Regions from separate parts of the Homo sapiens genome. Here region 2 is linked to region 1. A link is an interaction called in ENCODE POLR2A ChIA-PET data of the cell type or tissue named here. Cell type or tissue: B cell. All regions are shown on one strand. Region 1 overlaps DNASE1L3 (deoxyribonuclease 1L3). Region 2 overlaps LOC107986092 (a long non-coding RNA gene).

Region 1 (5,000 bases):
ATGACACTCTGTCCTCAACTGAACCCATCAATCATGGGGAAAATTGTGATCACCAAGGTCAAAATAAAATGTTCTTGAAGAAAACTCTGAAGTCAGCAATGCCCCACCAAACAATAGCACAAACAAGGAAATCTGGCACTTCCTCTGGATTGTGGAATGTTGAAAATTCTGTTCCAAGAGCCTTGCAGGGAAAAATATTTCCAAGATAGGAAGTTTCTCTTGGTGGCCTTGGGTGGGGGTGGACAGCTCACTCAATGGTCCCCTCCCCTGAAGATGCCTCCCACCTCCTCAAGGGACTGAATTTTCACAGAAATAAGTTTCCAACTTCAAAACAATAGGAGAGAAAGAGTGATGCCAGGGTTGTCAATACACCACCCAAATTCACTTTTCCTGCTTGAAAGCAAAAGGCGTTGATTCATTCGTATATTTACACCCTACAGTAGTTTGAGCCAGGGACAAAAGATGTGAGGGAATAGATTCACTGAAATTTTTTTTATCCACACCTGACTCTGCATGCTGAATTATGGAAATGTGGCGACTAAGAACAGCAAACATTCTCCTTCCTGTTAAGAACATCCTCCCTGGTACGCACTCGCCTGTCATCGACTCATCAAAACTGTGACTCAATTTTAAACAACAAAAAGAAATTTTTAAAGACCTTATATTCATTTGCTAGAGCTGCCATAACAAAGTACCATACTGAAGACTGGGAAGTTTAAACAATAGAAAGTGAGTTCGTCACCGTTCTGGAGGCTGGAGTCCCAGAACAAGGTGTGCCAGCAGGGCTGGTGTCTTTTGGGGGCCTCTCTCCTTGGTTTGTAGACGGCCATCTTCTTCCAGTGTCTTTACATGGTCTTTGCTCCACTTTTCTGTGTCCTAATTTCCCCTTTTTACAAGAACGCCAGTCATATTGGATTAGAGCCCATCCATATGACCTCATTTTACCTTAATTCCCTCTTGAAAGGTTCTATCTCCAAATACAGTCGCATTCTAAGGTGCTGGGGGTTAGAACTTCAACATAGGAATTTGGCCGGGGCGGGAGCAGGGGGTAGACAAGATTCAGCCCATAACAGACCCTGTTGTTTACTGGGCCTGGGACGCAGAGTCTTTGCTAGAGTCCAGTGTGAAAGCATTCTGCAGCAGCACCCACCAGGTGACAGTTCCAAATCTTGTCTTTTAGAATTTCATTTTCATGGGTGACTTCAATGCCGGCTGCAGCTACGTCCCCAAGAAGGCCTGGAAGAACATCCGCTTGAGGACTGACCCCAGGTTTGTTTGGCTGATCGGGGACCAAGAGGACACCACGGTGAAGAAGAGCACCAACTGTGCATATGACAGGTAGGAGGCCCTGCAGGGTGCTGCTGGCTCACCACAGTGCTTGGTGTGCACTAGGAAAGACGCAAGGTGGCTGGGCACTGTGGCTCACGCCAGTAGTCCTAGCACTTTGGGAGGCCTCGATGGATGGATCGCTTGAGTACAGGAGTTTGAGACCAGCCTGGGCAACATGATGAAACCCCGTCTCTACAAAAAATACAAAAATTAGCCAGGCATGGTGGCACACACCTATACTCCCAGCTACTCAGGAGGCTGAGGTGGGAGGATCGCTTGAGCCCAGAAGGTGGAGGCTGCAGTGAGCCAGGATCGCACCACTGCACTCCAGCCTGGGTAACAGAGTGAGACTTTGTCTCAAAAATAAAAAATAAAAATAAAAATAAGAAAAGCACACTGCTTGCAGAGCTGAGTCAATTAAATGTCAGGCCCCTCTACTGGGTACCACATGTAGCGTATGAACCACAGGACCCTATGCGGTGGCCCTGGGCACTGTAGCTTAGCAGAGGTAAGCACTGGCTTCGCTATCAGATAGGCCTGGATTTAAATCCTGACATTATCACTTCATATGTCTGTGACCAAGAGACAAGCTCTCTGTGTCTTTCATTTCCTCCCCTGTAAAATGGAAGTTATCCTAGTGCCTCACTCATGAAGATCCGATGTGGAGTAAATGAAATAACATGTCAGGCTGCTAGCACAATGCCTGGCATACGGCAAGTGCTCATTACATTCATGGGCTGATCATTGTTCCATCACAAAGACTTACCGCAATTGATGCGCCCAATCCCCATCATTAGGCATTGGGTTATTACCAAGGGTTTGCTGTTATAAATACTGCTAAAATCAATATCCTCTGTGCATTTTGTGCAAGTATTTATGATTTCCTCAGGAAGCAACCCTAAAAATGAGACCAATTAGTGCAACGGTATTTATATTTTTAAAGCTTTAGCTACATATTCCTAAATGCAATGCATACATTTAAGTCCTAGCATTCCCTCGTGCTTTTTAAAGTCCCTTCAGGGATTTTCAAACAGCTTTCATCTTTGCTCCTTCAATGGGGACAGAGGGGGGAGTGCCTGAGGCGTGTGAATGTTAGTGATCTTCCATCACAGAGACCACAGGTGGGGAAACCCCTAGGAGCCTGGTCCCAGGTGGTGGCCACAGTTCCCAGAGCTCAGCCTGCCACGAGGAAGTGTGAGATGGCCATCTGCATGAGAGCCACCAGGCCACTCGTTTTCACTTCCTCTCGGAGTTTTTTTTTTTTTTTTTTTTTTTTTTAGACAGAGTCTCGCTCTGTTGCCCAGGCTGGAGTGCAGTGGTGCGATCTCGGCTCACTGCAAGCTCCGCCTCCCGGGTTCACGCCATTCTCCTGCCTCAGCCTCCCGAGTAGCTGGGACTACAGGCGCCCGCCACCACGCCTGGCTAATTTTTTTTTTTTTTTGTATTTTTAGTAGAGACAGGGTTTCACCATGTTACCCAGGATGGTCTTGATTTCTTGACCTCGTGATCCGCCCGCCTCGGCCTCCCAAAGTGCTGGGATTACAGGCGTGAGCCACCATGCCCGGCCTGTTCCTCTTGGAGCTTTTGAGGCTGGTGTTTCCTTTGCAGAAGTTATCACTCTGCAAAGTGGGAACCCAAGGCGGGGAGTTACAGGGGTCTAAGTGCCCAGACCCCCTATTTTGAAGGACTTCCAGCAAAGCCTGGACGATGGCCACTCACTCAGTTACACATGGCAGTTGTGTGCCCGTGGGTAGGTCAAGTCCCTTCTCCAGCGCCATTCTTCTCCCCTGGCAAATGAGTGGGAAGTGATTGAAAATGATACAGAAGAATCAGAAGGCAACATGGCCACAGTAGATCAGGTCAGGGGTAGAACAGGTTAGAAAAAGATGTTTACTAAAAGGATCCTGATTTTATACACATGTATCCCAAAGGATGGTGGGATTACATGTGACATTTTAAAGATTCATTTCTTATTTTGATGCTCTGAATTTTGTTTCTCATAACAACATGTATAACTCTTGTGCCTCTTTTTTTTCTTTTTTTTGAGACAGAGTCCTGCTCTGTCGCCCAGGCTGGAGTGCAGTGGCAGGATCTTGGCTCACTGCAACCTCCGCCTCCCGGGTTCAAGCGATTTTCCTGCCTCAGCCTCCCAAGTAGCTGGGATTACAGGCATACACAAACATGCCCCGCTTTTTTTTTTTTTTTTTTTTTTTTTTGTAATTTTAGTAGAGATGGGGTTTCGCCATGTTGGCCAGGCTGGTCTTGAACTCGTGACCTCAGGTGATCCGCCTGCTTTGGCCTCCCAAAGTGCTTGGATTACAGGTGTGAGCCACCATGCCCGGCCTCTTGTGGCTTTTAAAAAGTCATAGGCCAGTTGTGGTGGCATATGCTGTAATCCCAGCTACTTGGGAGGCTGAGGCAGGAGGATCACTTGAGCCCAGGAGTTCAAGGCTTTAGAGCAACATGATCACATGCCTGTGAATAGCCACGGCACTCCAGCCTGGACAACATAGTGAGACCTGTCTCAATACAATAAAATAAAAAGTAAAATTAAATAAAATAAACGGAGAAAATGAAAAGCCATAAAAATGATGTTTTAAAAATGTAATTAGACAAGATGGTCTCAGTTCCAGTCTTTGTTCCATGTTCACATATTTATCAAACACCTCTCATGTGCTGAGTGCTGGGGGAACATGCAAAGATGCCCAGGATCTGGCTGGTGCCCTGGACTGAAAACGTCACATGAACACTGGCCTGGTCCTGCACATCCCTAGAAGAAGTCAGAAATGGAAGAGCCTTTAACATGTCATTCTTTGCTTTCTGAGTCTTAAAGAAAGCTTTCACAAATGTCTAACTTGATGCGAAGAATTTACATTTGGGTTGAATTAAAAGCCGTAGCCCGGGCCGGGCGTGGTGGCTCACACCTGTAATCCCAGCACTTTGGGAGGCTGCGGCCGGTGGATCACGAGGTCAGGAGATCGAGACCATCCTGGCTAACACAGTGAAACCCCGTCTCTACTAAAAAATACAAAAAAAATTAGCCAGGCGTGGTGCCGGGCACCTGTAGTCCCAGCTACTCGGGAGGCTGAGGCAGGAGAATGGCATGAACCCAGGAGGCAGAGCTTGCAGTGAGCCGAGATTGCGCCACTGCACTCTAGCCTGGGTGACACAGAGAGACTCCGTCTCAAAAAAAGAAAAAAAAAAGCCGTAGCCCTGGAGCGGTGGCTTACACCGGTAATCCCAGCACTTTGGGAGGTTGAGGTGGGCGGATCACCTAAGGTCACGAGTTCAAGACCAGCCTGGCCAACAGGGATAAACCCCGTCTCTACTAAAAATACAAAAATTAGCCAGGCGTGGTGGCACACACCTATAATTCCAGCTACTTGGGAGGCTGAGGCAGGAGAATCGCTTCAACCCGGAAGGTGGAGGTTGCAGTGAGCTGAGATGGCGCACTGCACTCCAACCTGGGTGACAGAGCATGACTGTGTCTCAAAAAAAAAAAAAAAAAAAAAAAAGTTAGTTGTGCTGGTGATGTTAGCAAATGCAGATACCAAAACTGTTGATTAGAATGGGGAAGGCCCACTGGTCACTCATGAAATGGCAGTTTGACTCACCTTGCCATTCCTCGGGAAGTCACTCAGGACCACGTAGACCACAACTGCATCACCCAA
Region 2 (5,000 bases), 240 kb before region 1:
AGGAAGTTTCTTTATGGCGAGGGAACAATTCTGTATTCTGATTGTGGTGGTAGCTACATGAAAATGTACATGTGATAAAACTCTACAGTACTACACACACACACACACACACACACACACACATACACACACACACAAATACATATACAAACTGATGAAATCTGAATAAAGTCTCTCCTGGAGTTAACAGTATAGTTGTACCAAAGTCAGTTACTGGGTTTTGATAACTGTGGCTATATATTATAACTGGGAAAAGGTATACAGAAAATCTTATTATTATTTTTATTTTTAATAGAGATGAGGTCTCACTATGTTGCCCAGGCTGCTCTCAAACTCCTGGCCTCAGGCCATCCTCCTGCCTTGGCCTTCCAAAGTGCTGAGATTACAGGCGTGAGCCACTGCACCCGGCCCAAAAACCTTGAATGAAGGACTTTCTGACAACTGACAAAGAACCCAAAATGTTCTTAAGGGCAAATATTCCGTGTAACCCTGAAAAGATTTAGTTCCGAGAGAAGACTAGTTGGCCAATTTACACCTTGAAATCTCTTTTAGGAAAATCTAGTGAGCATAGAGATGCAGTCATTTTTAAAAGATTATGGATTTAAAATTCACCACTTTGACCTTTTGTGTTTTTTACTCTGTAAACTAAAAATAAAATTATAAGACCCTCAATCAACTGAATGGACCCTCACCCCCTTGGCCAAGGGGATTCCCCAAGACAACCTGAAAAACAAGTTCAGGCCACTAGATGGGAAGGCAGGTAGGATACCCTCAGTATACTTTCCTCGCTTTGGAGTTTAGGTGCCACTGACCAGCATTAACATTAAAATACATTTCTTAAGACTGACAAAACAGACTCTTTATAGCAGTAAGATACCAAATTCCAACCTGACTCTGGTATACCATCACATGACAGATAACAGGGTCTAAAGGAAATGCAAGTATTTTACCCTAAAATATGTTTATTTGGCATATTTTGGAATGGCCCTGCAAAGCCTTGCCTTGGGGAAATTTGCATTCTGTAGAGAATCCCCTTCCTTTTCCAGGTCTTTCCCTGATCCAGGAGAAATTTAACTAAGAGTCTGACACCTTTGAAGGTCTGATAAGAGACATTTACCATCTATTTACTCTGAAGCCTGCCACTCAGAGGCTTCATCTACTTAGCAAAAACCTTGGCTTCCACAACCACTCTTATCTTAACTCAAGCATTTCTTTATGCTGACTTCAACTCTTCAGGCAAAGCTTAACTTTTTCAACCAACTGCCAATCAGAAAATCTTTGCATCCATGTATAACCTGGAAGCATCCCACCCCCGACTTGGAGATGCCCCACCTTTCCTGGCTCAACCAATGTATACCTTACATGTGTTGATTTATGTCTTTGCCTGTATGTCTTTGCCTGTCTCCGTAAAACGTATAAAACCAAATGGTAACCCAACTACTTTGAACCCATGTTCTCAGGACCTCCTGAGGCTGTGTCCTGGGCCAAGGTCACTAAATTATAAGGCTCAGAATAAACTTCTTTAAATATTTTACAGTTTGACTTTTTTCGTTAACAGCTTTCAAACAGAAAATTCCACCCAGCCTTTCCAAACTGGCCAGTTTGAGTTTGAAAGAAAGGCACATGTACTAATGAATATACTTCTTGTCAGGCCTCTGAGCCCAAGCTAAGCCATCATATCCCCTGTGACCTGCACGTATACATCCAGATGGCCTGAAGTAACTGAAGAATCACAAAAGAAGTGATATTTAAATGGCCTGTTCCTGCTTTAACTGATGCCATTCCACCACAAAATAAGTGAAAATGGTCGGTCCTTGCCTTAAGTGATGACATTACCTTGTGAAATTCCTTCTCCTGGCTCATCCTGGCTCAAAAACCTCTCCCGCTGAGCAACTTGTGACCCCCACTCCTGCCTGCCAGAGAACAACCCCCCTTTGACTATAACTTTCCTTTACCTACCCAAATCTTATAAAACGGCCCCACCCCATCTCCCTTCGTTGACTGTCTTTTCGGACTCAGCCCGCCTGCACCCAGGTGATTAAAAGCTTTATTGCTCACACAAAGCCTGTTTGGTGGTCTCTTCACACAGACGCGCATGAAACTTCTAATGTGTCTAAAATGTCCACAGTCATTATTTCAAAAGAACATTCTCAGCTGGGGCCTGTGACTCACATTGCCTTCCAGATTAGCTACACAGACTCAGCGTTCCTGGCTTTTCTGGATCTCTGTATTAAATATATCTCAAGAATACTGTCCTTTGTTTAGACCACGGTCCAGATCCTGGCTTCTCTTTGGGCTATCATTCCTTCATCTTGATGTCTCTCTCAGAGGTATGTGAACCAGAGCAACTCCATCTTGAATAGGAGCTGGGTAAAATGAGGCTGAGACCTACTGGTTAGAGACAAGACTAGCTGGATTTCCTAGGCCGACTAAAAATCCCTAAGCCTAGCTGGGAAGGTGACCACATCCACTTTTAAACACGGGGCTTGCAACTTAGCTCGCACCTGACAAATCAGGTAGAAAAGAAAGCTCACTAAAATGCTGATTAGGCAAAAACAGGAGGTAAAGAAATAGCCAATCATCTATCACCTGAGAGCACAGGGGGAGGGACAACAATCGGGATATAAACCCAGGTATTCAAGCTGGCAACGGCAACCCCCTTCGGGTCCCCTCCCATTTTATGGGAACTCTGTTTGCACTCTATTAAATCTTGCAACTGCACACTCTTCTGGTCCATGTTTGTTATGGCTCGAACTGAGCTTTTGCTTACCGTCCACCACTGCTGTTTGCCACCGTTGCAGACCCGCTGCTGACTTCCACCCCTCTGGATCCGGCAGGGTGTCCGCTGTGCTCCTGATCCAGCGAGGCACCCATTGCCGCTCCCGATCGGGCTAAAGGCTTGCCATTGTTCCTGCACGGCTAAGTGCCCGGGTTCATCTTAATCGAGCTGAACACTAGTTGCTGGGTTCCACGGTTCTCTTCCGTGACCCACGGCTTCTAATAGAGCTATAACACTCACCACATGGTCCAAGATTCCATTCCTTGGATCCGTGAGGCCAAGAACCCCAGGTCAGAGAACAAGAGGCTTGCCGCCATCTTGGAAGCAGCGTGCCACCATCTTGGGAGCTCTAAGAACAAGCCCCCCCACCACCCCCTTAACACTGGATTCCCAGACATTTAGGGCATTCTCAGTCACAGGATGAGATAGGAGGTCAGCACAAGATACAGGTCATAAAGACCTTGCTGATAAAACAGGTTGCAGGAAAGAAGCTAGCCAAAACCCACCAAAACCAAGATGGCGATAAGAATGACCTCTGATCATCCTCACTGCTACACTCCCACCAGCGCCATGACAATTTACAAATGCCATGGCAACATCAGGAAGTTACCCTATATAGTCTAAAAAGGGGAGGCATGAATAATCCACCCCTTGTTTAGCATATAATCAAGAAATAACTGGAAAAATGAGCAACCAGTAACCCTTGAGGCTTCTCTGTCTATGGAGTAGCCATTCTTTTTTTTTTTTGAGACGGAGTCGCGCACTGTCGCCCTGGCTGGAGTGCAGTGGCACAATCTCGGCTCACTGCAAGCTCCGCCTCCCAGATTCACACCATTCTCCTGCCTCAGGCTCCCAAGTAGCTGGGACTACAGGCGCCCACCACCATGCCTGGCTAATTTTTTTGTATTTTTACTAGAGATAGGATTTCATTGTATTAGCCAGGATGGTCTCGATCTCCTGACCTTGTGATCTGCCCGTCTCGGCCTCCCAAAGTGCTGGGATTACAGGCGTGAGCCACCGCGCCCGGCTGCCGTTCTTTTATTCTTCTACTTTCTTAGTAAACTTGCTTTTGCTTTGCACTGTAGACTCGCCCTGAATTCTTTCTGTGCGAGATCCAAGAACCCTCTCTTGGGGACTGGATCGGGACCCCTTTCCTATAACATCTTTCTGGTGACCACTGAAGGGACTACAGTGCGGAAACCCTGGACCCAAACCCCTTACTTACCAAGGTTTTCACCAAAAGTAAAAGTTGCTAAGAGTTAACATTGTAACATGTATTTGAGACTACTAAAGAAACAGTTCTTCTACACGTAAGGCGTGTAGGGAAAGCGAAATGTGTTTTTAGTAAAAGATTATAAGAAGTCACGGGAATGTGGATTTTCTTGTCTAAAGGGTTAAAGGATTGTTTTAAGTTAAACAGGATAAAGCTAAAGGTTTGAGCAAGTTATGAAAAGTTTATAAAAAATGAATCTTGTAAAAAGAAATTCTTTGTGTGAACATATTGGCTAAAGTTAAAGGGGTATTATTCAGTTTTTCCATAAATTAAGCATTGGACTAAAAGTACAACAGGTTTTTCTTAGAACACTAATCTGCTCTTTCACAAAAAAAGTAAAGGGTTAATAAAAGGTTTATGAAAATCTTACCTATGGTCAAACTAATTGAGTATTCCTAATTTATGCAATATAGTTATTTGCATAAGTGCAAATAAGTATCTGTTTTCTTTTGCAACAGGACACAATTGGAGAAACTGGTTATTTTATCAAGGCTTTGACTGGAATGGCATGTTTTCTTTTAAGGAATTAAACTTAACTTATAGAGCCAATAGAAGCCCCTTGGGGAACTGGCCTCATACCTTGCCTACACAGTCCTTGTACAGGATTTCTGACCTGTGGTAAGTAAAGAATGTCACTTTCTAACAGACCCAGGAACTCCAAGTTATCTTGGAACCTCAAGAAGAGAGGAATTTACCCAACTCATACGTATTTGAGGGTACAAACCCATGGCAAAAAGTCTTATCTAAGATTCCTTCTTTGGAACAGAGTTCCAGGAAAGCCAATTTAAAAAGAGCTTATGTGGCTGGCTGTGGTGGCTCACACCTGTAATACCAGCACTTCGGGAGGCCAAGGTGGGCAGATCACTTGAGGTCAGGAGTTCGAGACCAGCCTGGCCAACAAGGTGAAATCCTGTCTCTATTAAAAATACAAAAATATTAGCAGGGCAC

Evidence for each region. ChIA-PET counts read pairs that join two places held together with the same protein. Peaks named below come from ENCODE experiments on the same cell type or tissue, not always from the same donor. Only the 100,000 strongest peaks of a DNase experiment are listed, where the experiment ranks them.
Region 2: POLR2A ChIA-PET joins it to region 1 with 14 read pairs; 2 of 35 experiments call an interaction of 5 or more read pairs at or near these places.

Annotation. Positions count from the first base shown.
Region 1 is chr3:58,194,159-58,199,158 of GRCh38, reverse strand. DNASE1L3 (deoxyribonuclease 1L3) reads left to right here. Exons shown (of 8, transcript NM_004944.4): 6 at 1,181-1,338. Among named protein-coding and RNA genes, the nearest start is that of DNASE1L3, 14 kb to the left of the region's middle. RefSeq lists an enhancer at 2,410-2,589. In B cell, no CTCF peak of the experiment used is centred here; DNase peaks (open chromatin) are centred at 2,478 and 2,999; H3K4me3 peaks cover 809 bases; H3K27ac peaks cover 2,390 bases.
Region 2 is chr3:58,438,016-58,443,015 of GRCh38, reverse strand. The region is part of intron 1 of LOC107986092 (a long non-coding RNA gene); the gene reads right to left. Among named protein-coding and RNA genes, the nearest start is that of PDHB, 6.7 kb to the right of the region's middle. In B cell, no CTCF peak of the experiment used is centred here; no DNase peak of the experiment used is centred here.